2 separate regions of the Homo sapiens genome follow, and region 2 is linked to region 1. Evidence: read pairs that join two places in POLR2A ChIA-PET (ENCODE). Cell type or tissue: OCI-LY7. All regions are shown on one strand.

Region 1 (2,500 bases):
ACTGGGGGTACTCAGAGGCACGGGGAGGGCCGAGTTGGGGGTGAACCATCCTGGATTATGCAGACAGGGCACCATTTCTGGCACTTTCTGGCACAATTTCTGCCATATTTTGGCAGCAGCTGGCCAGAGTGGGATCTTAGAAGGGTCAGCAGTCATGGTGGAGGGGGAGGCTGGCATTGAGCCTTTACTAGAAGCTGTCTTTGAAACATCACATCTTTCTCTCCCCAGAAGGTCTGTCACTTGAATATTTTCCTTTATTAGTTAAATGAGGTTTGGCTACAAGGGGCAGAAAACAAAACAAGCAGAAATCACAATCGCTCTTTAAAAAAGAAACGGGATTCTCCTGGCATATTTTTCTTTCCTATAAAAATGAAGTCCGGGGCAGCATTCCAGGGCCAGGAGGAGGTTCCACAAAGTCTTTAGGGTGACTCATGACTCTGCCATCCTCAGGGTCCAAAATTATTGCGTGAGCTCCAGCCATCACATCTTCTTTCCAGCCAGGAAAAAGGAAGGAACAGAGAAGGATGTCCCCTGTTCCTTTAAAGAACACTTGAGAAAACTTCTGCTCACCTCCCTGTTTCACGTGGCCATACCTCACTGCAAGGAAAATGTAGTCTTTATTCTGGGTGGCCATGCAACCCCCTGAAAACTGGGGGTCTTACAACTAGGGCAAGAGAGGGCAAGAGTGGATACTGCTGTAGTCTACTCAATCAGATCTGTTCCGGCCACGGGGAGGAGCTGAATGGAACAGCATCATTCCATTTAAGGCAATTGGCTATGCGTTCTTGGACAAGTCACCTGATCCTTCTGGGCCTCTTTTTGCTCATCTGACTAACTAAAATCAGATTAAAAGGTTTTTAGAGTCTCCTTCAGTAGAATCCTTCTATGGGTCTAAGAATTGTCTCATTTTTAGCCATAGACCATATCAAGATGTAGAGACACTGGTGGGTACTGCCTGAGTGTGGTATCTTCTGTGTCAGACTGACCAGGCTTCAGGTCCTGTGGGGCCTGGGAAACGTCCTTCCTCCTCTGAGCCGGGTCCCTCCTGCTGGCCAGACTCGGATGAAGTGACTGTAAAGTTCCCAGCTTGCCACTCAGCAACTCTAGCAACACCAGCAAATTACTAACATTCTATTAATAAAAACGACAGAGGAAATGCACCTGTTTCCTATTGCTGCTGTAACAAATGCCCACAAAGGTAGTGACTCAAACACCACACATTTATTCCCCTCCAGTTCTGGAGGCCAGAAGCATGAAATAGACTCACAGGGCTGAGGGCAAGGTGTCTGCCGGGCTGTGTTCCTCTGTTTCCTACCCACTTGGGCGCTGGCAGAATTCAGGTCCCAGGGCTGGAGGAATGACCTCTTTGGAGGCTCAGTAAAGAGCTCCTGGGATTATATTAGGCAACAGGTTGGATTCAGTTTTAGGAACAGAATTGCCATTTGGAAATTATGCTCCAAATTCTGCTAGATCTGAATTTTTTGAAGTAGCCAGTGCAGACACAGAAGGGCAGCTGTGAGCTGGGGTCCCAAGGAAACTTCAGAAAGCCGTGTCCATAGCATCTTCCTTCCGTGGATCCCGAGGAGACCTCTGGGCCCGTCCGGGCTTCCCCCCGCCCAGCTTCAGCCGTTGTGGTTTCAGGCCCGCGGGGGGTCCCTGCCTCCCTAGATTGTCTCTGTCCCGCTCCCAAGGCCATTCACTCTTTCTGGCACTCACATCCCCAGACACGCCCCCTCCCACCCAAGGCCCAAGCAAGTGCCTCACAGCCCTGATCCCAGCCGCAACAGAGGACAGAGTGGAATCTGGGAGTTAAACACCAAATGGCCAAGGGTGGTTTTCCACTGAGACCTAGAGCCGAGGGGGCCATCAGCACCCGTTCTCTGAAGGCGGCTGGGGCAGATCCAGGGCAGTCGAGCAGGTGGACTCTGGCATCACCCTGCCCAGGCTCAAATCCCAGCTCCATCTTTGAGCTGTGTGACCTGGGATATGTTTCTTAACTTCTCTGTGCCTTGCTTTTGACATTTGTAAAAGGTGGATCATGATGGCATTTTCCTCCCAGGACAGGTATGAAGATTACAGATGAAATCAATCCAACATAATTGGTATAAACCACTTGGCTTAAGGGGTGCCTGGGACATCCACAGGGGCTCTGGTAACTGCGATTCCTGTTATGACCATGACAGGTGACAGCAGAAGGCCCCACCCAGCTCCCACCTCAGTTGTATAGACTGTGGGCTCTGCTTGGCCATGTGTGTTGTGGGGAAGGAGACCCTGTTTTCTCCTGCCTTTGCAGTCCCATTCTCTTTCCTAAGGATTCTCTTTTCCTTCTTTTTTTTTTTTCTTGAGTCAGTCTCGCTCTGTCACTCAGGCTGGAGTGCAGTGGCACGATCTTGGCTCACTGCAACCTCCACCTCCTGAGTTCAAGCTATTCTCCCTGCCTCAGCCTCCTGAGTAGCTGAGATTACAGGCACGTGCCACCACACCCGGCTAATTTTTGTAT
Region 2 (2,500 bases), 130 kb before region 1:
CATTTTCCATATCTATAAAATGGAGATAATCACAATACCTATCTTTTAGGGCTGGTCTGGAAACTACAGGAGATGGAGCATCTAAAGCGCTTAGCATAGGGTGATGCTCAAAAGAGCTATTATTACCATCATCGTCTAGACTAGAGGTTCTCAGTCTTGGCTGCATCTTAGAATCACCTGGGGAGCTTTTAAAAAATATTAATTTCCTCTTTTCTAGCCCAGGCGTACTAAATCAGAATCTCTAAGGGTGCAGTGTAAACATCACAGTTTTTAAAAAGCTGCCCAGGATTCCAAATGATCTACAGCCTTGGTACTTAACTCTGGTTCACGGCCCAGCAACCTCTGCTGGGAATTTGGTAGAAATGTGGATTTTTAGGCCCATCGTAGACCTACTGAATCTGCATTTTATAAAAAGATACCCCAGATCCTAAACCTCCTTAAGAAGGTCAAGGCACGCAGACCACACTGAGTAGTGAAGGAGAGAATCCAGGGTAGCTACATAACCTCACGAAATCCCTTCCTTGTGATCTGTCTTTTCCTTCACTTCCTTCTTCAGATGCTCCTAAAAGTAGGGGTTGGGAGGAAACAACCAACTGAAATATTTGGAGTGGGCGTGTGTGAGTAATAAGAATCCCTTAACATTTCTACAGACAGTTCTATTAGTAAGAGTAGTTCACGTATGATTTCACTTGACCCTAATTAGGAACAGCCCTGGCATCATTTTCCCCACCATGCAGCAGGAAACTGAGGCCCAAAGAGCCCCGAGGTGGGCTCAGGGTACCCCAGTGGGCAAACAGGGAGAGGCCAGGGCGGGAAACCCGCGGCCGACCTCGCCTTGTTCGGAGGCAGCGTTAGAGCAGCTTCTCGGAGGTTGGCCTTGGACGTGAATTGGAAGCAATCAGAATCTTTTAGATGTTTATACATGATAAATGCAATAATTAATTCACAAGAGAAAACAGCTAGCTACCTTGCACTAGCCCTAGTTGCGGATTGATTGACTGATTTGAGATGGAGTTTCGCTCTTGTTGTCCAGACTGGAGTGCAATGGCATGGTCTCGGCTCACTGCAACCTCCACCTCCTGGGTTCAAGCGATTCTCCTGCCTTAGCCTCCCAAGCAGCTGGGATTACAGGCACCCGCCACCATGCCCGGCTAATTTTTGTATTTTTAGTACTGACGGGGGGACGGGGGGGCGGGGGGGCGGGGGGACGGGGGGCGGGGGGGGCGGGGGGGGCGGGGGGACGGGGGCGGGGGGCGGGGGGGGGCGGCGCGGGGGGGCGGGGGGGGCGGGGGGCGGGGCGGTTCACGATGTTGGCCAGACTTGTCTTGAACTCCTGACCCCAGGTGATCAGCCCGCCTCGGCCTCCCAAAGTGCTGGGATTACAGGCGTGAGCCACCGCGCCTGGCCAGTTGCGGATTTATAAAAGCAGTCGCTTAGTAACTTGCAGCGGCTACATCAACTTTGGACCAATTCGCAAACTGCTGGTGTAAAGCGTTTTTGCGCATGTGCTGTCGCCTTGCGGGAAAAGGAGCCTTTTTCTTCGACGATTTCCGGGCGACGCAGGAAGTGGCTCCAGGGCGCACGCGCGTTGTTTCCGCGGTAGTCAGGGCAGTTTCTACCGCAGGCTTAAGGAGGCTTCGGGCTCCTGGGATTTCTGTCCGCGCTCCTGGCCCTCGTCCTTCGCGCCAGAGCAGGTTCGCAAACTCCTCAGACCCTTCTGCTCCCGGCCGCCGCTTTCCGCCGGGGCGAGACCCCCAGGTAGGCCCCGTGCCGCGCGCGTCCCGTCGTTAACCGCCGCCATGGCTCCCGCAGAGGCCGAGTTGCCTCCCGGGAGCGCGCTTCTGCGGGATGCTGGGGCGCGAGCGGGACTGTTGACTAAGCTTCGTTACTGGGCCCTGGAAGCGAGGTCAGAGCTGGAAATGGCCTTAGGGGTCACCTAGGGCCTAATCCATCGTTTCTCTTGTGGGGGAACTGAGCCTCTGGGAAGGGTCACATTGCGTTAATGCAGTGTGTGTCGCCTCTGTCCCTCCCCCTTACACGTCTGGCGTCTCGTCAGATACATGTCAGCTCCTGGGAGAAGCTTTCCCTGGCCGCTTTGCAGAAGGGCGTCCCCTTTTAGCCTCTTCCACGTCAACCTGCTCCATTTCTTTCGTAGCAGTTACCAGTCTCTGAAACTAAGTCTGTTTCTGTCTTAGCCCGCCAAGTATTTATTGTATACGTATATAGGTGCCACCGTACAGGCAGTACTTCTCCAGGCAAGTAGTATTAAACACCAGCCGCCCTGGGCCAGGCATTGTACTGTGGGACCCAGTATGCATTAAGGGAAGAATCCAGGCAAGTGGCTGCCCTCTTGGAGCCAGCATTCTGGGGGGGAAGAGATTTTGAGTGTAAACAAGAAATTCCAGGGGATGTGATGGAAGATTAGATATGTTAAAGTTGGCAAAGAAGCGTCTGAGGAGGTGACTTTAAAAAAGAATACGTGTGACAGCTTTATTGAAGT

The links. Peaks named below come from ENCODE experiments on the same cell type or tissue, not always from the same donor. Only the 100,000 strongest peaks of a DNase experiment are listed, where the experiment ranks them.
Region 2: POLR2A ChIA-PET joins it to region 1 with 7 read pairs; 2 of 35 experiments call an interaction of 5 or more read pairs at or near these places.

What each region holds. Positions count from the first base shown.
Region 1 is chr20:57,475,118-57,477,617 of GRCh38, forward strand. No RefSeq gene overlaps it. Among named protein-coding and RNA genes, the nearest start is that of CTCFL, 49 kb to the right of the region's middle. RefSeq lists an enhancer at 1,185-1,685. In OCI-LY7, no CTCF peak of the experiment used is centred here; DNase peaks (open chromatin) are centred at 784, 1,164 and 2,170; H3K4me3 peaks cover 2,275 bases; H3K27ac peaks cover 2,500 bases.
Region 2 is chr20:57,349,665-57,352,164 of GRCh38, forward strand. RAE1 (ribonucleic acid export 1) reads left to right here and starts at 1,591. Exons shown (of 12, transcript NM_003610.4): 1 at 1,591-1,758. RefSeq lists enhancers at 1,222-1,790, 1,981-2,060. In OCI-LY7, no CTCF peak of the experiment used is centred here; a DNase peak (open chromatin) is centred at 1,527; H3K4me3 peaks cover 1,215 bases; H3K27ac peaks cover 1,124 bases.